Regions from separate parts of the Mus musculus genome. Here all the other regions are linked to region 3. The links are chromatin loops, found by intact Hi-C in ENCODE. Cell type or tissue: heart. All regions are shown on one strand.

Evidence for each region. Peaks named below come from ENCODE experiments on the same cell type or tissue, not always from the same donor. Only the 100,000 strongest peaks of a DNase experiment are listed, where the experiment ranks them.
Region 1: a loop joins it to region 3, with 18 times the contacts of the local background. A loop is called at or near these places in 36 of 42 quality-filtered maps.
Region 2: it touches region 3 in a loop (8-fold over the local background); 22 of 42 quality-filtered maps call a loop at or near these places.

What each region holds. Positions count from the first base shown.
Region 1 is chr3:130,884,828-130,892,827 of GRCm38, reverse strand. No RefSeq gene overlaps it. Among named protein-coding and RNA genes, the nearest start is that of Gm36520, 37 kb to the right of the region's middle. In heart, CTCF peaks have their summits at 1,317 (motif pointing left) and 4,759 (motif pointing left); no DNase peak of the experiment used is centred here.
Region 2 is chr3:130,815,065-130,823,064 of GRCm38, reverse strand. No RefSeq gene overlaps it. Among named protein-coding and RNA genes, the nearest start is that of Gm36443, 15 kb to the right of the region's middle. In heart, a CTCF peak has its summit at 4,203 (motif pointing left); a DNase peak (open chromatin) is centred at 4,164; H3K4me3 peaks cover 899 bases; H3K27ac peaks cover 962 bases.
Region 3 is chr3:131,233,742-131,241,741 of GRCm38, reverse strand. Hadh (hydroxyacyl-Coenzyme A dehydrogenase) reads left to right here. Exons shown (of 8, transcript NM_008212.4): 6 at 733-805; 7 at 6,083-6,199; 8 at 7,455-8,000. The coding sequence ends at 7,573. Among named protein-coding and RNA genes, the nearest start is that of Hadh, 34 kb to the left of the region's middle. In heart, a CTCF peak has its summit at 3,792 (motif pointing right); a DNase peak (open chromatin) is centred at 3,731; H3K27ac peaks cover 312 bases.

The DNA of each region.
Region 1 (8,000 bases), 350 kb after region 3:
CTCCCTGCCACCCCCCCCTTTCTTTCTTTCTAACCCCAAACTGAGATTTAATTTCCATCCCCTTTGTTCTGCACTCTGGGACTGTGGCAACTGCAGCCCTGTTATCAGGAGTAACTGGATCTGTGGTTCTTATCTAGGGCCTGTTGACTAGATTAGGAGGTCAAAGTGTGCATCCCGTTGCCTCAGCCACACACACACTCTCTAAACCTCCTCTTGGTCAGTGCTCCCTTTGCATAGCACATTGGTCCTCCTTTTGCTCGTGCAGTGATTGTTGCACAGTTAGAGACCAGATGTGCCATCTCACAGAGGAAAGAGGGCCACATTTCAATAGGACTTCGTCAGCCCTCCAGCCACCATGTCACCATGTCACCTACTGAGTGAGCTCTCTCCTTTGTGCACAGGATGGAAATGTCCACGAAGAACTGAGAGATAAGATTCCTGGAAGCAGAAGTGAACAGGTTATAACAGAAGATGGCTTTGAAATACGGTTGTGTTGAGTCCTGGGTGAAGAACCCACATCAGGAGAATCCTGCAAAGCTGCCAGAAGCTGTCAGAAACAAGGAAGTGTCCAGGGAAGGGTTGAATGCCAGAGCTAGAGACACTGCAGTGTCCCAGAAGATAATGCACGTTTCCTTCTGGTCACGATAGCCTGAGATTCACAAAGGCCCTTCTCCCACCCAGTTCTGATTCACTGTATAAATATATCATTCACCCTTCTGTAGACACACTTCTCTACCTGAAAGTAAGGGGTTTGGGCTTTCTATTGAAGGGAATTTGAGGACATTCTCTTCCTTGACCTATAAAATCAAGGACTGGGAACACTGTCAAATCACTCTTTAAGTGAAGCCAGGAACCAGAGGCAACTCTGTATTGACAAAGGGTGAATCAATTGGACACACATCAGAGGAGTTCCACAGGGTGGGTGGCGATGTGCATGTGGTTGAGCCAATGGGGCTAAGAATGGAACGCACCCTACAGCGCTGAAGTTCAAGGCATTCACGTTTTTCTCTACAAGCCTCCTCAGTGCTTCCTGGGAAATGCTGGCAGGTATTTTTTTAACAGTGTCCCCCACAGTACAGTGTGGAGTCTGGTAGAACAGCTGCCACTGGAGCAAGGGGGCAGTTGATCCTCGGACTCTCTTCCATCACAGCACAAAACACTTTACTGGGAGCTCCTGTAAGCATTGCTTGTCTACCGGGTAAGAGTCCAGGTTAGAAAACAATACCAAAGAGAAAATCTCTAGGGCCAGAAGAGCTGTCTCTGCCCTAGAGGTAGAGTACAGCTGAGACTCCCTGCAATCAGGATGAAGGCAAGGCTGCCCCCTACTGCTCCCTTTGTTGAGTATACTGCCAGGCTGTGCAATAAGGCAAGAAAAAGAAATTAAGGCGAAGCAAGAAGATATGCTCTAACCCAAGGAGCTGAAGGGGTCTGTAACCTGAGAGGTGGAACAACAATATGAACTAACCAGGACCCCCAGAGCTCGTGTCTCTAGCTGCATATGTAGCAGAAGATGGCCTAGTCAGCTATCACTGGGAAGAGAAACCCCTTGGTATTGCAAATTTTATATAACCCAATACAGGGGAATGCCAGGGCCAAGAAGCAGGAGTGGGTGGGTAGGGAAGCAGGGCAGAGGAAGGGTATAGGGAACTTTTGGGATAGCATTTGAAATGTATATAAAGAAAATATTTAATTAAACAAAATAAAAGAAAGAAAGAAAGAAAGAAAGAAAGAAAGAAAGAAAGAAAGAAAGAAAGAAAGGAAGGAAGGAAGGAAGGAAGAAAGGTATGATCTATTTGCAGATGTCTATGCAGAAAAAAAAATCCTAAAGAATCCACAAAATTGCTCCAGAATTATTTTGCAAAGCTTGAAAAATAATAGGTTATGGTTGAAAATTTAGACTGTGTTCTGGGGAAATGCTCAGTCTTTGAGGTACCTGCTGTGTAAGTGCGAGGACCCAAATTTGGACCCTAGCACCCCTATAAAAAGTTGGTGCTATGGCATGTGCCAATGATCCCAGAACTGAGGAAACAGAGACAGGAGGATTCCTGAGACTTGATGGACAGTCAGTTCAGCCAGTCAGCAAGTTCCAAGCTCAGTGAGAGAATCTCTCACAAAATACTGTGAAGAGTGATAATGGAAGATATCAGATGTTGATTTCTGACCTCCACATATAGCTTCATATATGCATGTGCACCTGTACACACACACACAGACACACACACAAACGCACATGTACATATACATAAACATAAAACAAATCATGTCTAGTAATATAAAATCTCAATAGACAAAGTTATTAAATGATTTTAATGTAATTTTTCCTTTTGAAAAGATTTATTTTTATTTTATGTATAATCATGAGTCTGTGGAGGTTCAGAAAGGGCATCAGGTCCCCTGGAACTGGAGTTATGGCATTGTGGATACTGTAATAGATCATGGGTCTTCTGCAAGAACAGTAAGGTACTCTTAACCTCTGAGCCATCTTTCCAGACCCTATTTTATTTCAGTATATCATCTCCATTGCATATTTATAGAGTCTGCATCAGTGAATTCAACCAACCAAGGGTAAAAAAATATTTTAAAAGAAAACTAAATTTTAATTGAACACAGAATTTTTTATATTAAATTCTCTAAGCAAGAGTGTATCAAATGCTTACATTACATTGTATCATTATTCCATGAGTGTGTAAATAATCTACAGATAATTTAAAGAACATAGGAGGATATCTCAGATTACTTGCAAATATCATGCTATTTTGCACAATTGATTTGGATTCCTTCCAATCTGATATCTTCTAGGGATCCTGGAGCAAACACCTTTTAGAGGATACTGAGGGACAATTATATTAAATTTGACTTCAAATTTTAAATGTGGATACAATTTATAATAGTAGGCCGTAAAAGTAGTTGGATATCAATCTGTCAAAATACATCCGTGGTCTCAGGATGTAGAATGCTGGTAAAATATTTATCTAGTGTGCAAGAAACCCTGGGTTCAATCGATCCCCAGCACCACATAAAGCCAGGTTTGGGTAGACCAGTACTCCCAGAGCTCAGGAGGTGAAAGCACCAGGGTCAGGAGTTCAAGATAATTCTCAGCTATACTGCAAGTTCAAACTCAGCCTGGGCTTGAGGAAACAACCTCAAAATGGTATGTGTGTGTGTGTGTGTGTGTGTGTGTGTGTGTGTGTGTGTGTGTGCGCGCAGATATTGAAAGAAATCAGTGAAAACAGGATAAATGGAGTGATCGACTGCATTCACGGGTTAGAAAGCTCGATGTTATTTAGACAACAGTTCTTTCCTATTGTAGTTGTGATCTACAGAGCCAAAACCAAAATCTCAACAGTTTTTTGTAAACAAAAAAATCTGGTTTCAGTACAAACATACCCCCTCAGATATGCGCATGTGTAAAGGCAAACGATCTATTTTAGTCAAAACAATCGAAAGATATAAACAAGGTTAGAAGACTCTATCCAGTTTTAAGAATTACTACAAAGCCAATATAACTACAACGGTGCAGAATTGAAAAGTGCTCGATTCATAGATCCGTGAAACAAGTAGAAGACCAGAAAAAAAAATGTTCCACGTTAATATAAGCAATTTGTTTTTGGCAAAGAAACAAAGTTCAGTAGCGAAGGAAGGTCTTTTGAACAAATGATGCGAGATGCGTGGGCACTCATGTTCAGTGGATCAACCTTGGCTCCCTCCCCACGTACTATACAAACTCACCTCAAAATGAGTCACAGATAGAATTGTGAAGTGGAAAACTATATAATCTCTAGGAAAAAAAAACTCTGTAGAAAACTTGACTTCAATAAAGAAGTATTAGATACATAACAAAAAATATAATTCACAAGAAAAATATTAGCACATTAGGCTTAACCAAAATACAAAACATTTAAAAGACTTTTTTTGTACTTAAAAAAAAAGATTTACTTGTTTATTTTTATGAATGTGAGTACACTGTTGCTGTCCTCAGACAGACACACCAAGAGAGGGCATTGGATCCCATTACAGGTGATTGTGAGCCACCATGTGGTTGCTGAGAATTGAGCTCAGGACTTTCGGGAGAACAATCAGTGCTTTTAACCCCTGAGCTATCTCTCCAGATTGAAGGACATTTTAAAAAGGATGAAAGTGGGCTAGAAAAGGCAGTGTATGCCTGTAATCCCAGCACTTGGGAGGCAGAGGCAAGATCTGGTCAAAGGAAGCCAAAGGGAGGGAGAGAGAAAAGAAGGGAGTGAGGGGAGGGGGGGAGAGAGGGGAGGAGGCAACAAGTAACCTTTATCTAGGACTTTGGATTGTAAAAGAATACATAAGAAAACAAACAAAACAGTCAGAAAATGAACAAAAGACAACGTATGCATCAAGTGACAAATGGTAAACAAACACTTGAGAAGATGTTTGGTATAACTTGTCATTCACTAATTTAGCACAGTAACTAAAATCCGTAAGCTGGCAGAGCTAAATAGACAAGAAGAATAGACAAGAACAGACTCACTAACTCTCTAGAAGACTTGCAAAATGGCAGTTGTTTTGGAAGGCAGTTCCTTGTGCTGTTAAATACACTCATGTGACTCTGGCAGTCACTCTCATGAGCACTTTCCTAACTGATTCAAGCAATTCTGTTTGGAGGCTGGAAAATGGCCCAGTGTATGCTGCTCTTCCAGAAGATTTGAGTTCATTTCCCAGCACCCACCAGGTGGCTCACAACAGCCTGTAAATCCAACTTCAGGGCATTTGATGCCCTCTTCTGGCCTCCAAGGGTACTGCATGCAAGTGTACTTCCTATAGCTAATAGAGACAGATACAGATATAGATGATATGGATGTAGATAGATATAGATGATATAATATAGATTAGATATAGACATAGTTATAGGTAAAGATGATAGATATAGACACAAGTACAGACATAGGTATACTAAACCTTCATCTTAAACTTTGGAGCAGCTTTATTAGTGAGTGGCCTAGCATGGATGTAAGTAACCAGCAGCAGGTGAAAGGATGAGTAGACCACTGTGTATCCAGGCAACAGAATGCTACTTAGGATTAGAAAAAAATTGTTATGACGTCACACCCTGATGTGAGCGAGTCACAGATGCATTGCGTTAGTGAAGGAAGCTGGGGTCAAAAGGCTCAACACTGCATGTATTCCCATGATTCCCAGGGAAAAGTCCACATTACCAACAGGAAACAGATCAGTGGCTACCTACAGTTTAGGGATGAAGTGGCATTTAGTTGTGGGAAACCCAGGAGATTTTGTTTAAGATTATAGAACCAATCTGCAAGGCTCTGTGAGGAGAGAAACATGATTTTACACACAGTTGTCAAACCAGGAGAATTTCCAAGCACAAAGAGTGAACTTTAATGCATGCAAATTGGTTTTCTTAATCAAGGAAGAGGTTAAGAGACCAACCAAGGAGTGCAGATCCTCATGCTTGTGCAACAGGTAGTTTTCTTTTTAACCAACTAAACTATCTCTATAGACCCCAAACTGAAATATTTGTCCCAGCTTATGTAGACATATCCCTTGAGGTGGTAGGACTCCTTAAACTTCAAATTGGCTGTGCTTGGTGACTTGTTTCCAATGGGGAGGTTACAAAAAGATAGGAAAAGGAAGTTTGCAGCAAAGAAGCCCAGCAAACACAACTTCCCCCAGGTGATGAACCTAGCATCCCTTGCATCGTCATTGGCAAGCTGGGATGACGGCACACGTGTCTATCAGTATGTGAGGAAACGAAGATTTTCCCTCAACTGCCCTCCTCCTGATGATTGCTAATCCTGCCTAACCATTTTGAGAGGTGTGAACAAAACACCAGACAAACAAATGAAAGGTCGTCTCATAAAATGTCTGAGGATTTAAAAAAAAAAGTCAAGTCTATGAAAAGGAAAGAACAGTGTGAGAAACTAGAACATACAAGAAGAGAATTAGGGGGCTAGAGAGATGGCTCAGCAGTTAAGAACACTGACTGCTCTTCCAGAGATCCTGAGTTCAATTCCCAGCAACCACATGGTGGCTCACAATCATCTGTAATGGAATTGGATGCCCTCTTCTGGTGTGTCTGAAGACAGCGACAGTGTATTCACATATATAAAATAAATAAATCTCATTAAAAGAAGAGGAAGAGGAGAAGGAAGAGGAGGAGGAGGAAGAGGAGGAGGAGACCACTGGGACATACTGATTTAACATAATTCTGTGTCTTGAGTGGAATCTTGGAGGAGCACCAGTACTTGAAGGAAATTGGTGGGTTATTAATAATAATATAATAGCATTAGATCTTCAGCTGTGACAACTAACACAGCCTTGGGAAGAACAGGAGACATGTGGCATTAGTCATAGAGAGGCTGCAGCTAACACATAAATGTGTACTAGAGAACAAACAAATTTACACGCAGGTATACTCCGAGATGTGACTATAAGTAACTTTTATTTCTCTTTTCTGCTTTGTTTCACTGTCCAAGTGCTGTTCTTGAAAACAAACAGGCATTCCTTAAGTAATTAAAAAAATACTGCCAAGTAAATACATAGAAGTCACTGCCGTCGCAGTAATGGAGGAGGGCACCATTCCTTCCAGATCCCTACTCCTCGCCTGACTCAGAGGACAGCAATCTCAGGGAGTGGGGTGGAAATGCTGACCTGGGGTTGTCACTTCTGAGTCACAGCATGAGAGTGGTCCTGTCTTCGAGTTTTCTAGGTTAAGAACAGGCAAGAACACACACAGAGTGAGCCTGCTCAGTCACCCGTTTGTTTTATTTAGGCCATGTGGTATTTCAAATCAAGTCATTTGAAAAGGAATTCCTTTAGGTTGGGCCCCTCTCCCTGTGCTGACTCCACGAAGTTCAGCTCACCCTTCAAGTCCCGCAGAGGGCTGAGTAGATGTCTCAGTTTGAAAAGTATTTGCCTGTTGTGTGGATTTGGGAGGGATCAACTTGGGTACTTACAGCTCCAAAGCAAAAGAATCAAACAGATTTCCAAAGTGAATGCACAGGAGTGCAGGTAGCTTTCCTGGCTCTCCGGGTGGGGGTGGGGGGAGGCAGTGTGTCCTCTGCATAGGAGAAGTGGAGAATTATAACACTGAAAGGTGGGAAGGAGTGGCTTCCAGGAAAACAGTGTCAAAGCTTTATGCTTAGAGCATCAAAGCTGCAGATGTTTCTTCACCTCAAGGGCAGTCTCATGGACTCTGCTGTGGCGACACTCATGTGCTCCGAATGGACACAGTTGAAGCTACACCCAAAATATAGCTTTTATTTTATTTTTTTTATTAACGATCAAAAATGAGAACTTTCCCTGTCTTCAGCACGCCCATCTTCCGTGAATAAGCAAAACACACCCCATAACTTCTAGCACCTCTCACATTGGACTGGAGCGCTTGAAGATCCCATTTTCTCAGTATCTCGTGCATCCATTCTTGTCCTTCATCCACAGTACCATCCTGGATGCTTGTCCCCTAGCACTTGACTGTGCACACCTTCAGCACCAGTAGCGTGTAATTTACAGCTGGAACACTCAGTGGGCCCTGCTGTGTATCACCTCATAGAGTGTCCAGCAGAATGCCTGTTTTCTATGTTAATGAGGTGGTACAGAGTTGGTATTTGAGGGAATGGGGTCGTTTGGGGTCATTTGAATCCGCGCGGGTAGGGGTGTACTTTGTCTCCTTCAATTGAGATCCACGTGACTGTATCAAAGTTGAAGTTTCAAGTCCATAATACACATTTTGTAAGTCACTATACTCATCAGTGCATACAACGGCACTTTGCATGTGGTCTGTCTCCAGGCCATAGGTATGGTATTTCTCAAGTCTTATTTCTCAAGATGTTCAGAGATGGAATTAAGCCACAAGTGCTGTAGAAAGTCCATTATGGACAGTGAGTTAATTAACCCCTCTCTTCTGTCTTCTTGGTGGTGTCAGCTACCAACCATCCCTGGAAAAATGGAGAAAAGGCTCGGCTAAATAACTTTCTGTTTTGAGAATCCAATGAGAACGCCAAGGGAGCCAA
Region 2 (8,000 bases), 420 kb after region 3:
ACCTGTAAGCCAGCCCCAGTTACATGTTTGCCTTTATAGGAATTGCTTTGGTCATGGGTATCTCTTCATAGCAGTAAATCCCTAACTAAACAATGTCTCTTCACAGCAATACAACAGTAGCTAAGATAATAATCAAACCTGATGGCCTGAATTCCATGCCCAGAACCCATGTCTGTCTGTCTGTCTGTCTGTCTGTCTGTCTGTCTCCCTCACTTGCTCACTTACTCACTCACTCACACAAATATTAAGTAAAAAAATAATAATAAATTAAATTAACAAAAGAATCTGTGGTCTACCTACACTTTTACCATAAAGACAAAAAGCGAAAGATGTACGTGCTTATTTAATTTTATGAAAATAACTCAATTTGCTTATTTATTTGATAATGCGTCTTCAGTCTTTTCAAAGTTGGTTTATATTTTGTTTTTACAGTATTTAATGTTGAGAATACCATTGCGCATAAATGTCAGAAGTCTATTTGGGGCCATTTCAGGATTTGTTAGAAATTCTGTCCAAATTCAAACCAAAATTTGTTGAATGACTTGTTTGTGAAACCCCCAGCAACAAAACACATGGTCATTTTCAAAAACCCAAACATTTCAATACACTGCAATCCAAAGATATCCTAAATCAATTCTAATGTGCTCAGGAATGGTGGTAGGAAAACATCAAAAGGTTTGGTTTTCATAATTAAACCATTATGTTTCCTTAAGGACAGACAACTGTGTATTCAGTGAAAACTACAATTCCCAGCACACAATAGTCAGGAGACTGAGCGGAGGCATTCTTTGGTGAGCATTTGTCAGCTCTGCGTGTCTTATGGTGCACAAAGAGGACACATTATGTGTCTGGCAACATGGCGTGGGTGAGTGCCACCAGGAGCACCCTGGTCCCATGCTTGATTTTTGGGTCTAGAATTCAGAAACCTCTTTTTTGCTGCCATTTTTTTCCCAGTCCTCTATAACATCAGGAGCCTCACCTCAGGGTATGACCGACAGTTGGAGAAGTTGGAACCCAGACGGGTTTCTCAAGCCTCTCTGTACTCGTAATTGTTTTAGAAGCTTTAAAGATATAGAATTTTGCCAGGCATAGTGGTATACACACGTACATCCAGTACATGGGTGGCTGAGGCAGAGAGATCATGGATTTGAGGCCAGTCAATACTACTGAGTTAAGACCCTGCAGGGTAGGCTGAAGAGATGGCTCAGTGGTTAAGAGCATTGGCTTCTCCTTCCAGAGGTCCTGAGTTCAATTCCCAGCACCCACATGGTGGCTCACAACCACCCATAAAGAGATCTGACGCCCTCTTCTGGTGTGCAGCTAGAGCACTTATATACATTTAAAAAGCAAAGAAACAAACAAACACCCTATAAAGTAGTGGTTCTCAACATTCCTAATGCTAATACCCTTTAATACAGTTCCTCATGTTGTGGTGACACCCAACCATAAAAGTTTTTTTCATCTTGGGGCTGGCAAGATGGCTCAGCGGGTAAGAGCACTGACTGCTCTTCTGAAGGTCCTGAATTCAAATCCCAGCAACCACCCGAACAGAGATCTGACACCCTCTTCTGGTACTTCTGAAGACAGCTACAGTGTACTTATGTATAATAATAAATAAATCTTTGGGCTGGAGCGAGCAGGGACTGAGCAAGTGGAGTTGACCAGAGTGAGCAGAGGTCCTAAATTCAATTCCCAACAACTACATGAAGGCTCACAACCATCTGTACAGCTACAGTGTACTCACATACATAAAATAAATAAATATTTTTTAAAAAGTTATTTTCATCTCTATTTATAACTGTAGTTTTGCTGCAGGTAGGAATAGTAATGTAAATATTTTATATACTATAAATATTTTATAGAGGTTTGTCAATGGGGTCGCGACCCACAGGTTGAGGACCACTGTTGTGAAAAGCCAGCTATTGATTCCCAGCCTCCAGCCTCCAAGACTCTTGCAAGGACATCTGTTACTTAATTTTTCAGTGGTGACAACATCATTGGGTGATTGCACTGCAGAAACACTATTGGACACACCCCTGCTGCAGCTGTCTTAGAGGTTTCTGTCTAGCCAGTACCTTGATGTCCAATTTCTCTGAGGTGGTTTTCAGGTTTTTTTTTTTTTTTCTCATTTGCTTACTGGACACAGGAATATCATCATATTGCCCAGGCTGGCCGCAAATCCCTAACTGAAATGACTCTCCAGCTTTAGCATCCTGAACAGCCAAGAAGTGGAAATGCCCCCACTAAACCCACTAACAATGGCTTTAAAGGGATTTTCAAATTTCTTCCTGGGAGAAGCCAGCCATATTGAAAACACTTGAGTAGCCCTATAAATAGGCCCAGCTGTGGGGAACTGTGTCCTTCTGCCAACAACCAGCAGGAAATTTACCAGGAATCTAAAGAAACTCCTTGGACGGGGACCATTCTAGGAAATTTGTCACCATTGGATTCCCGACCTAGAAAGACTAGAGTATTCTTGTAGATTGCTAAGGTTTAGACTAACTCTTATGAAGAAATACGTACTTGACTGAAGTTTTCCAGAGCTTCTCTGTTCAAACCATTTCTTCACCAAACCGACCCCACCATTGTGAGCACTCCAGCAGCCCAGAGCTACTCCTGAGAGCACAGTCTAGCTTTCTGTTTCACAGAGAGAGCCCAGTACCCAAACATAGTCTGTGACCACGATGAGCCTTTCCTGAGCCGGGCCTACAGCCCGGGTGCCTCTACCCAGCATCACTGGACTCCAGCTCTGATGCCTCCTGGGTGCTCACTCAGCATGGCCCTGTGTGAAAACGAACCAGAACAATTCTCTGACTTTTACTACAGACGTTAAGTTTGGCGTGTCCCTCCTCTCCCCTCGCCCCCAGTCTGTTCCCACTCTCCTGGCCCTCCCCCCAGAAACACAGCTCACCTTCCCTCTACAGTTGCCTAGAAATAGAAAAAACAAAAAACAAACAAACACATCCACGCATGCGTGTCTCTGCTGCTCCTGACCGTGGTCTCCTTTTCCTGAAGACCCCTCTGGGTTTTTCGTCTTGTTTTTGAGCACTTCCTCCGAATGATTTACCCTGATTTCTGGCAATTTATACACTCCAATTCCCTTTGCTTCCCCCATTCACAATCGCGCCTCTCAGATCGCATGGCACATAAACAATCTTCCATTGCAAACTGCTGCAGTACAGTTTGTCCCCTGTAGGCATCAATAGGAAGTGTCCCGCCAGCCTAATTCTACGCAGGAAAAAAAAAGGGGGGGGGTCATAGATACATAATCTCAAGAAATTCTGCTCTGGTTGGTTTGGCAGTAGCATCTACAGTAATCTCTTCAGTTTGAAGTTAAAATTTGTAAACACCTTAGTGGATTCCACCCCCACCCACCCACAGGTTGTGTCTAAATGAACATCTATGTATCTACATTAATCAAACGCTTCATGCTTTTTTCCCCCCCAGTGAGGAAGTGGATACAAAGTTGACTTTGCTCCTAAAGGTTTCCTTCGCTCCCCTCCTCCACCCCGCCACGCCATGTTTTTGCCTGGCCTGAAATCTAGAACAGCAATGAAGAGCAGACTCCTGGTTTGACAGGATGCATTTAGATAGTTCAGGCAAGAGCAGGCACCCTGTGTTAAAGAGTCCAAAAGGTCTTAAGCAGAAAGAAAAGGCAAAGACTTGTCTCGTGTCACAGGTGCCACCTGTTGTTAGGAGTAGCAATCTATGAGCTCTGCACAGACAACTCCAGTTTCCGACTCTTATAAATTCCCAAGTTCAAATCCAACAGCCTCCAACTCTAACCCACGGGCGTGCGCCATGCTGCCAAAGGTAATTCAAATTTCTCCCCTTCAAGACCGCTTCGCCCCCAACCCCCACCCTCTTCACCTGGAACAGACAATCCGCGTATTTCAAAGAGTTCCTTAGTACTGAACTGAGTACTCGGAAACTCACCCACCAGTTTACATTTTAGGCTACTGAGCCTCACTCCTTTTACTGACAGACAAAGGAGAGGGCCACTGACGATGTTTACCCACCTAGGCTCGTGTTTGTCTAATGTTTAAACGGGCTTTTGTTATTATTAGACATTCCTGGACAATCGTTCTCAGAGCATCAAGCACACAGAGCAAGGAATCAAGCAAGCGATGCAGGTTCCGCGGTGGGGGAGGGGAGCCGAAAGGCGCCAAGCCGCGCCTCCCTGCTGCTTAGCACCATCTAGTGGCGGCTGCTAGTTCGACTTTTGGAACGAGAGCTCCCAGAGGACTTCGTAAAATCCAAAGGCTGTTTTCCTCCATCCTGGCGCTCTTCACCTTGTGTGTACTGCACACACACACGTATATTTTGAATTATACACAACAAATATCTCACCTTACTATTTAATAAATCCTTCCTTTGTCTCTGTACTGGGATATCTTACCCCTTAATCCCCGGACCTGTAGGCAATGAAGGCAGATGGTTTTAATATTATCAAAGCAAGCAGCGCTAGGAAATGCTCACAGGGGATATGCCTAATTAGATGCTTGCTGCCAGCCCTGACAACTGTAGTTCAATCTCTAGAATCCACATGATGGACGGAGAGAACTGACTTCCACAAGTTGTCCTCTGACCTCCATTCACACACACACTCTCTCTCTGTCTCTCTCTCTCTCTCTCTCTCTCTCTCTCTCTGTCTCTCTCTCTCTCTCTCACACACACACACACATTATTTTTAAAGATCATTTCATTCTAATTTTTAAAAATTTTAATTTAAAAAAATACTGAAGAAAATGAGACTCATATATCTCTGGAGTTAACTATGAATTTTTTTTTTAATTTCTAAACAAAGTCATCAGGCTCAACTGTGCCATGAGAAACTATTGGCACCCACAAAAAATAAGGAATAGTGAAGGCTCAGCTCTACTGGTACAACAACCCAAGCAGGCACCATGTGGCCTGCTCTTACAACACCGTGATGACAGTTTAACTTCATGACTAATTTATAATATACAAGTAGCTACCTTTTACCAAGTATAGATAAATGCTAACTGGACAGTCTACCTTTAAACTTACCCACAGAACGACAGCTGATAGGAGCTGAGAAGCGAGCTAGCTTCTTCATTATCCAGAACATTCTAATCCAGTTCTAGGATGGCAAGAGGCTCCTGAGAGTTAACAGTACTTCTACATGGCTGCTTTCAGCCTAGATCCTGGGTCAAATACACCATCAATACACCATGGTCATGACTGACTGTGACCCTACTTCCCAGGGTTGGCTCCCAGCCTGTGGAGTCTGGTGTGCGTCACTCATGAGCCCTCCAGTCAAAGCAAGACACAACATCAGATATGATGCTGTATGCATCAGATATGTTGCTGTATGCATCAGATATGATGCTGTGTGCATCAGATATGGTGCCGTATGCTTATATGCGTGGCACAGGAAGGAAGAACCAAGTCCAAGGCCAGCATAGCTACAAGACAAGACTGTGTCTCAAAAGCAAACAATAAACAAAGAATTGAAACAGGACATAAAATAACACAATCAGGTGAGAAGCTAAATATTTAAGAATCATTTTTTTCAAGCTAATAAATAGTAGAAACATCAAAAAGTCCAAGTCAATAGTATGTTTTTATTAATATTTATTAACACCAAGTTTTCAATAATTTTCTACCTTCCCCTTGTATATTCTTTGGGGGGGGGTTGTTTGTTTCTGTTGTTGTTTTGTTTTATTTTGTAGCTCAGTCTGAGCTTGAATTCATAATCCCGCTGCCTCAGCCTCCCCAACACTGGGATCATGGACCCATTAAAGTCTGTGGAAGCCTCCTTTAGCTTTTGTTCAGCATTAAAGCACATGGTTTGGCTGGAAAGGAGAATAGACACGTTCTATGGATGGAAATGTGAACTGTCAGTGGGAGTGACCTCTGTCTTCTGAAGGAACAAGACAATGTGGGAGGACCCAGGCGTTATCATCTTGAAGGTGGTTTTGGTATCCTCAGCAAAAAAAAAAAAAAAAAAAAAAAAAAAAAAAAAAAAAAAGGAGTGCAGCAAAAAAAGGAGTAAAAATTTGGGACACTTAACTGGGTGGCCTTGGTAACAGTTTCCTTGTAATACAGTTAAGTAATGACCAAGTCATAGGACTACCCGAGGGGCCACGGACAAGCTAAATGCAGCGGGTTTATTATGGTGTCCGTTGGTTTCTGCTGTTTTGCTTTTCTTATGAATTATTTTTCATCAAGCATTGGCAGCAACACTAAGACAAATACAAAAATAGGATGCATTAGAAAGCTCAGTGATTGAGAGACATCGCCAGGCTTGCAAGCCATGAGAAGGCACTCACACTCACACACCGACACTTGCCCTTACCTGGGGGGGGGATCGTGGGAGACAAAAAGAGAGGGAAGCCAACATAAGAAGCTCTCGCTTCACTAAAGAGAGCCATCTTCACTCTAAACCAGCCTCGGTGCCACAGAACGGAAGGTTTAGAGACTTATGCAATAATTACTCCAACCTCTGAAAAACATGGCAGGAAATGTTATTTCAGCTGATGTATGTGGAGATGGCCACCTTCCTGGTGTGCCAAAGCTTAAAGTGCTTTTAGGATTTTTTTTAAAGTTTCTCTTAAAATTACTTCATTTATTTCTCTTTGTGTATGTGTATTATTGTTTTGCCTGAATATATGTATGTATATGCTTGGCTCCTAAGGTGACCAGAAGAGGGTGTTAGGTCCCCTGGAACTGTAGTTATACACAGTTGTGAGCTATCATGTAGATGCTAAGAAACAAACCAGAGGCCTCCTCAAAAGCAGCCATTGCTCTCAACTGCAGAGCCACCTCTCCAGCAGTTAACTCCAAAACTCTTTCAGAGGCCTAGAACAGGCTGTAGCATCCAGTTTGGTTTTGCCTCTGAGACAGATTTCAGTTTCAGAGAGATCCACGTTCTGGTCTGACTTTGGCTACTTGGTCTCCATGTGTTCAGGGAAAACAGACTCTCCAAGGCTCCCTATGTCACTAGGTAAGATAACTAATTGTGACTATCACATACTTCTACCTCTGGCTTCGATGAGAATGAGGGTAGCATAATTCTGACACTCAATGCATTTAGTAAAAGTCAGCTATTGTGGTGTTTGTTTGTTTGCTTGGTTTTTTAATTGTCCTCATAGGCTCTAGGGAGTGACACTATTAGGAGGTATAGCCTTCCTGGAGTAGGTGTGCTCTTGTTGGAGGAAGAGTGTCACTGGAGGCGGGCTTTGAGGTCTCAGATGTTCAAGCCAGGCCCAGTGTGGCATTTTCTTCCTGCTGCCTACAAATATAGAACTCTCAGCTCCTTCTTCAGCACTGTGATGTCTGCGTGCACACTGCCACGCTTCCAGCTATGATGATAATGGACTCAACCCCTGAAACTGTAAGCCAGCCCCAATTAAATGTTTTCCTTCGTAAGAGTTGCTTCGGTTGTGGTGTCTCTTCACAGCAACAGAACCCTGACTAGGATAGCTATTATCAACATTGTGTGTGTGTGTGTGTGTGTGTGTGTGTGTGTGTGCGCGCGCGCGTGTGTGTGTGTGTTCTCATTTGTAGAGTGTAAAGTTTTGGGCTTTTGTCTTCTGTTTCATGATGAATGTTTTGATCTTCCCCTAACCAGCTATCCAAGGTTTAGGGGGCCTTCCTGTGTACCAATCTGCACTTGAAGCTACCAACAGAGACAGACAGACAAATACAGGGAGTGGTAACCACATTCAAGGATGCGTTTACTCTGACTTGTTGTATCCAAAATACCTTGAGAAGCATTGTAATTATGTGACCATAAAATCACTAAAAGGACTTTGAGACATAAAATTTAACTCTGGGAGCATGACTCAGAATAAATGTTTCAGTTGTAGTCAACATTATTTTCCTCTAGAGTCTCCTGCAATGCAACTTATTAACTGCCCAAGTCGCTCAATTTTTGGGTGGTTTGCTCGTCACAAATGCAAAACAGAGGTACGTATTCTTGATAAGCTTTAGCTTGTGTTGTCCATTCACTAGATATTTTAAGTGCAACAGGG
Region 3 (8,000 bases):
TTGTTTTGTTTTGTTTTGTTTTGTTTTAAGAAGACTCCCTTCCTGACGTGTGTCCTGAACCCATGAGTCAGCTCTCTTTAGCTACTGGGCCCTCTACTGCCTAATGGCTTGTTCAGAGAACAAAACTACCCTTTGGTTTTTGCTTTGTTTTGCTGGTTTTGTTTGTTTTTGTTTTGGAGATTCAGTATAATACTGAAGTCAAACTTCAGAATACTTTAGAAAGCAAACGAGCGACATCAACCACAACGGTGAGATGTCACGATGACCTATTTGTCAAGCTCCGGACAGTGCAGTGCTCGTGAGCACAGAAAGGCTGTGAGGTCAGGCTAACTAGCTGGGCATCTCTGCCCTGTGGAGATAGTGGCAGGCCCTGTCTTAGGTATGCTGAAGTGAAGGGCCATTTGGACCCTGTTGCCACGGTGGCCAGTTTGTGTGTCGTGCGGTTGGGTTAGCTTAAAGGTACCCAGAGATGTCCCAAGGGTGGCTCCGGGGAGCCTGGCAGTGCCACTCCTTGGTGGAGTGCGTAAGACTGGAGCGACTCCTGACAGGGAAGAGGAGGGCAGGAGAGGGAAGATGCCTTACAAGACAGAGTAAAGAGACTTCAGAACACATTTCAGAGATGGGGATGACAGAAGCGGGGCCGCGGAATCCGGGGTAAGAAGGAGAGGTTCATACCGAACAAAAGGTAGAGCTCAGTGAAGCCCCTTACTGTCTTTCTCTGCCCTGCAACAGGACACTCCTGGATTCATCGTGAACCGACTCTTGGTGCCATACCTCATTGAGGCCGTCAGGCTACACGAGCGAGGTACCTGTCCCAGGCCAGGCGAAGGCCTGCAGCTCTTGGGCTATGCACAGGAGGTGTGGGCTGTGCAGAGCCTGGGAAGGGGCTTCTGCCTTCTAGCTCTGAAGGACTAAGCTCAGCTTTGCCCTGGCTTTAGGAATTTTTATCACTGGGTTCCCAGGGTCCCAGACCTCCCTGTGAGCCTCTGACACAGTCCAGCAGCAACTTCATCGATGATGCAGATCTTCACCCCTGCACTTCTGCCATTAGTTAACAGTTTACTATGGGGAGGGTGGATGGGGAGGTGACTCGGCTGTTGAGATGTGCACTGCTCTTCCATAGGGCCCAGGATTGCTTCCCAGGGTTCATGTTGGGCAGCTCTCAGCTTATGCACACACATACAAGATGCATGTTACACACACACACACACACACACACACACACACACACACACTACTAATAGTAAGTGTTTCTTGCTTTTGAAATAGATAGTAATGGAAAAGTTACCAGGAATGGGAAGTGAATGGCAGGGATAATACATGGTAAAGCCGTGGTCCGGATTGAAAAAAATCAGGAAGAATTGGTTTACACCTCATGATCTGACATGTGCTCCTTCTCCTAAAAAATTATTTGTGTGTGTGTGCTCATGTGTATGTATGTGTATTGTGTGTGTGTGTGTGTGTTTATGTGCTTGTGTATATGTGTATTGTGTACGTGTGTGTGTGTGTGTGTGTGTGTGTGTGTGTGAGTGTGTGATATACACCTGCATATCATGTCATGGCACATGTGTGCAGATGAGAAGACAGCTTTGTGGGGTTTGTTCTCGCCCATCTTTGTTCAGATTCTGAGGGTCAAACCCAGTCTCCCAGCTTGCATGGTACCTGCGTGCTTTTACCTGCTGAGCCATCTGCCTGGCCCTACACTGTCCCCTTCGAAGGTTGATAGAAAATGACTTTGCCAGATATAGAATCAGAACCCTTGAGACGTGGTCCCTGTAATGTGAGGATGGATGCACACTCTCCCTGCCTGACTCTCCCTGTTTCTGACGGGGAGAGTGTGACGTCTACACTGCAGGCAGACAAGCTACAGGGACCCGGTAAATGCAATCGCTGCTGTCGGTGTGAGTGACTTTGTTACAAATACTCTCAAGAGTGACATTTTCCAAACAGGGCATTTACACCAACTCTCCCCAGCAGATGAAAGCACGTTTGCCTCCTCGAAACCGGCTTTAAATATTAAACTGGCCTCCCTGCTTTATGGAAGCCGTCACCTACTTTTACTCCAAGATCAAACCAATGCTTCTATGTTTACCTTCAACAAATGTGCCCGATCACACCTCAGAGAAAATCTGTGGCATTTTGGCCTACCCTGAAGACATTTGGCTCCCCTCCCTCCTCCCTCCCTCCCTCCCTCCCTCTCTCCCTTAAGTGTAATGTTTCAGAATGTAGCGCCCCTTCATGGTGTTTTCCCTCTGAAACACCCTGTCCTGTGACACCACTCCCAAGTGCCAAGTATCTGGTGCTAAGTTGAAGACCATTTTCTTCATGTCCGTTGTCCCTCGGTGTTACCAGCCACCTTCTGTGCTGCCTCAGGAAAGGCAGGACCTGGCCCCCCAGGGGATGCTCTCAGTTTGCTCTTGCTGTTTCTCTGGGTGGCCTGTGGCCTTTCTCCGTTGTACATTTCTGGATCCTGTGTCAGAACATGGGTCTGTCCTGGAGTTGCTGAGTGTCATGTGGGTGCGTTTGCAGATCTTACCCTGTGGTCTGGACTCCAGTGTAATGTCCTCTTATAACGTCCCTTTGTCACTGGGTATTCAGTTGGCCAACTCTGAGGCGTGCTGAGACACATGCCCACTTTTTTGGGTTCTGCGTTTTCATTGAAGCCTTTAGATACCCCCTCTGTTGGTTGCTACCTGTCACCTTTGATCCCTCGATGTCAACGGTGTTCCTCTTCTCTCCCAGCCCCACCTCCTCCTACCAGGCCACCATACTGAGGCTCGGCCACACAGCTATCCTGGTCACTACATGCTTTCTCGGGTCTGTCTCCTACACCATGCTCGCCAAGAAAGTGGAGGACCCTGTTCCCTCTTTTTGTCCGTGTTCCCGGCTGGTGCGCTGGCTTTGTTCCCTGGCTCCTTTAGGGAGAATCTTTCTGTCCCGGCTTGTGTGTGTTTGTCCCTGCAGTTTGGTAAATGCTGTTTTGGTGGTAGAGCCGTCTGATGGTAGAAGGATGTCTGGGAGACTGAGCAGCTGCCGAATATCATGAGTGCCCACTGCACCTCTCGCACCCTGTGTAGAAAGTCTGAGCTCTGACAGCCTCCTGCAGTAGGCCTGCTTTTCACAGCGGTGTGCTGTCCCTGGCATCATCACTTGATGGGTACGGTGACGCCCCAGCTCTGAGGGCAGAGTAGCGTAGGCTTGGGAAGCTGTCGGCCCTGTCCTGAGCTCGCTCAGCTCTGAAAGGTCAGCGAGGGCGTGTGGTCAGCTCTCCTTAGGACGGCTGTGCTGTAGTAGCCTGGGATGTCATGAACTCACCTTCTTGTCACTGTAGGGTGTCCTAGGCACGCATACAAAGTGCCCACCCCCAAACTCCATACTTACCCTGGCTGGAGATAAATAGAACACTCTTCCGTAACTTGTGTACAAGCCCTGGCTGGGAACTCTTCTACCTCACCCTAAGATTCTGCCATCACCTCCATGTACATCATTCCATCAGAGCCCCAATGCTGTCCCTGAGCTCTAAACTGGGCATAATCCGCCATTGCTCTCTCTGATAGCTCTCCTAAGGGCCGTTTGCCTCCCTCCCCTATGGCACGCCACATCTGACTTCCCAGCTGTCGTCTTTCCTGGGGCATGATCAGAGTCCTCATCTTCATGTCCCCAACAGCTCACTCCAGACAGAGTGGGGATTTAGCCGCCTGTCAGGAAGGAGGGTCTGTCTGGCAGGGCTCCGCTCCTTGCTGGTTGGTCCTTGTAGCTGGAGCTTGTAGCTGGTAATGTTGAGACTGACCGGCAGGTGGTGCCAGAGATTTAGACAAGGACTCAACGGTGGCTGCAGGTCCCTGGTCTCTAGCCCCAAGCCTCCAGCCATCTAGGTTTGGAGGGTTTTGTTGTTGTTGTTGTTGTTGTTGTTGTTTTGTTTTGTTTTGTTTTGTTTTGTTTTTTGAGGAAACTTCACCTCATTGTCCTGAGTAAAGTTCAGGGCCACAGTATGTACTCAGGGGAGGTAAAGAGAGTGAAGCGGAGGTCTGTGTGGCTTTTTTGTTTGTTTTTTAAATGGAAGGGCCACCAGGTTCTCAGACAAGTACTGGGCATTGCAGGAATTTAGGTTTAAAGCATGCTATGTGTAACTCCCTCTTGGCCAACGTTTTGTATCTGTTGCTTTTCTATATTTTTCTCTTTGCCTATTTACTCTGATTTGCTTACGATTTTTTTTTAATTGTGTTGACTTTGTATAAGAGTACTGATTTTAAAAAAATACTTTGTGCCGTTCAATAATTTTGGAAATAGTAATAATTTTCAAGTGAGGATCTGAATTGGGAATTATAGTCTTGCCTTTGGCTCTGACTATGGGTTTGATTAAATGACTTTAGGTTAGGTTAGAAGCTGTTAGATTTCTGTCCCCGGGCCGTGTGCATTCTTTTGAGGGGACACTGCCTTTTTAAATGAGCTGTCAGTGTGGCTCTGACAGCTGTGGAGAGACACAGCGATGATGGGTGTTCTGGCTCTTGGGCCTAGCTGCTTCTGTTTCATGCGCTGCAGGGTGGGGTTGGGGGGTGGGGCGTGGGGGAGAGGTTCTGATTGGAGCCATGTGACAGAAGCCTAGAATAAGGCTAAGGCTTGAAGGTATAGGAGGGCTACTGTTCCAGGCCCAGGCCACGGCTTGCAGGAAGCAGACCTGGAGCAGGAGCCTGTAAGGGGGTTACGTCTGGCATCTGGAGGCCACTTTAGCATCGCGCGTCTCCACATCCTGAACAATGTGTGTGCGAGCTGTGGAGTTAGAGCCCGGTCTGTACTGCGCGTACCGGCTCATGTCCTCTGCGCATGTGCTGTAGTGTCTGTCTCCAGTGCCCTTCCAGCTTCCTTTGGGAGTCTCTGCACCCTTCAGAACCCCGGCCTCAGAGGCAGAGGACTGAGCTGGTGAAGTCTGAGTGCTTCTGTTCATCTTTGCCTGCACATCGTGAGCTGGTTTGGATGCTGCAGTGCTTGCCCCCCACCCCCACCCTGTTATGTCACCAGTAGCTTGAACACTTTGCCCATGTCTCATTGCAAGTGTCTAGTGGCCGGTACATAATAGATCTAATACTTCAGTGACGGAACACTTGCTTAGCATGCGCGTGACCCTGGGTTTGATGCCTCACCCTGCCGGGGGCTCAGGAGGGAGAATGGGGTGTTGGAGACCACGGGTGAGGTTCATGTGTGTGACTATTTTTTTAAGGCCCACTACCTTAAATTCAAAGTGTGATTTCTTAGAGGCTTCTAATTCCAATTTCTTAAAGATTTATTTATTTATTTATTTATTTATTTATTTATAGTATCTCTTAGAATAACAGGAAGGAGCTGGGCATTGTAGATGAATACTTGTGAAAACTGCTCTCAGTAATGCACAGCAAGTGGAGCATGGTGGCTCTGTCTGGGCTGTCCTTACGCGGGTGCCTTGACTGTGAATACAGCCCCAGTACAACATTCCTTTGTAAAACAGGAAATTAAAAAACAAAACAAAACATATGCAACACAAACAGAAACCTAAGCATGTGTGAGTTTTTATGTGTGCATATATATATATATGTGTGTGTGTGTGTGTGTGTGTGTGTGTTTGCACATGTGTGTATATGTGCTTATGTTTGTATGTATGTGTGCATATATGTACATGTATGAGTGTATATGTATATATTTATATGTGTATATGTTTGTACGTGTGTACATGTATGTGGGGTGGGTGTATAGTTATGAAGCCCATTTATAAAAGAACACTCTCTAGTATTAAATGACATTTTTGTGAAGGACTCTAGACTTGGCAAATCTGAAGCTGTGAGGGAGGCAGTGCTCCCAGGGCCAGGCTGCTCACTCCAGGAACTGCGCAGCAGAGTCTAGAAGGTTCCTCATTCGTTGCAGTTGATTTGAAAAGCTTAGGACCAGTGTAGCCTGTGATCTGGGACAGAAATCTTACCCACAGCAGCAACATGGGCTTTTGGACATTTTCTGATGTGTGTGTTATACAACCTTGGAGGTTCTAGAGGTGACTTAGGGATGGGGAGAGATGGAGAAAGGTGGTGGAGACTCGGGGCTCTTGTCTCTGCAGGCGATGCGTCTAAGGAAGACATCGATACAGCGATGAAGCTGGGAGCTGGGTATCCCATGGGTCCGTTTGAGCTTCTTGACTATGTTGGACTGGATACTACAAAGTTCATCTTGGACGGTAGGTTTTAAACCTCCTCTTTGTTTTCCCCACTGGGTTGAATTGGTCTCTTAGAACTATAAGTTGTAATGTCAGTTAAGAAATAATTACAATGAACCTTGAGACTTGTCAAAGTCCTGCCTTACCTAGTCCATTTCGAGTTACTGTGACCAAATGCTTGAGGTAGGATACTTTATAAAGGAAACAAATGAGTTGTGTGTCTTTTGGTTCTGATAGCTAGAGATGCTCCAAATGACAAGATGATGCCCCTGGCTTTGTCCCAATGTGGCAGAGAGACTAAGAAGCAAAACAGCTGAATACAGAAGGGTCTTAGGAGTGGGTATAGGATGACCCTGGTTTGTAACTGTCTAACCTCTCAAAAGTAATCTAGTCACTAGACTTGACCCATCTCTGAGAAAATTCTAAGCCCACTTGTGTGGGGAGAGCCCTGTGAGTACCTTTCCAGGCCCCAACACTTGAAGGATCCGCTATACGTGGAATCAAGATTTCAACACATCAGCCTTTGGAGAACAAAGCAAGTCCAGCCATAACAGCAGGATAGAGATTCACACTAATGGACAGCCTAGAAGGAGCAAGATGGCCTGTTGTTGTTCAGCAGGGCATCTGTTTTTAACCTTTCATTTGGATCCAACTATAGATCTATAGGGTTCTATGCACCCTTCAGTTCCCCTCCAATAGGTGTATCTTGAATAACCACAGTGCAAAACAAGAGTCAGGATATTGACAGTGGTACACTTGTGTCACACCGTCGTGAGCCAATGTGTGTTACCTCCATTGAAAGCAAGCTGTTCAGAGATGGAGTTTTAAGCATCGTGGGTTTTGGAGACAGCACAAGAATAATTATTAAGCTGGAATTCTGAAGTCAAATGTATTATACTGCTCCAGTATTTCACCAAAACCTTTAAATATTGGGGGAGGAAAAGGGTTGTTTTAGTTGACTTAGAAAATTTAAAATTATATGAGGCTGCAAACTACCTACGGGAACAACCTAGGACTTAGCTTGGATGTGGAAAACTCTTTTCAGTTTCTGTTTGTGCTCTTAGGTCTTTGCCTTGGTTTGCAGGGAGTCCTGTGTGACAGGGAGCCCTCCAGTGGAGCTAGGCTTCTAGTAGCAAGCCTGCTATAGAGTCAATGTTGGCTGTACCCGTGCAGCCTGCCTGGTGCCTCTGCCATGTTGGCCTGCATGGATTCTGTGCCCCAGGCATGCCCTGAGAAGATCAGAACCTAAGTGAACCTGTGCCCTTTCTCTCAACAGGGTGGCATGAAATGGAGCCAGAGAACCCCTTATTTCAGCCCAGTCCTTCCATGAATAATCTGGTGGCCCAGAAGAAGCTGGGCAAGAAGACCGGAGAAGGATTTTACAAATACAAGTGACACTTCCCCCAGCAACACCTCCAGCCAGCCATGGGACAAGGATGAGCAAGCCCTGGGCAGGTGGTACCGAGGCTTGCCAGGGGCGGCTCAGTGGGCCCTCCCTTGCAGTCTCTCTGAAGTAATCTTTTGACTAGTTGCAGTCATGGGGTTCTTCCACTGAAATGGAATTCTCTAGTTTAGTCTGTTCTCTGACTTTTTCTGAAAAAAAATTACACCCTTGGTGCCTTGGAGCAACATCTTTTTTTTTTTTTTTCCTGAACCTTGCCACTTTTTGTAAAAAGCGTTGCTTAGACTCATTCCCTCAGGTCTTCTGAAAATGAGTATTCTATGTTTATCGGTGTTGAACCCCAGGGGCAGGAGCCACGGGGCCTACAGATGCACCCAAGGGCAGCAGCCAGTAGGACGTGAGGTCTTGCCTGCCTGGGAA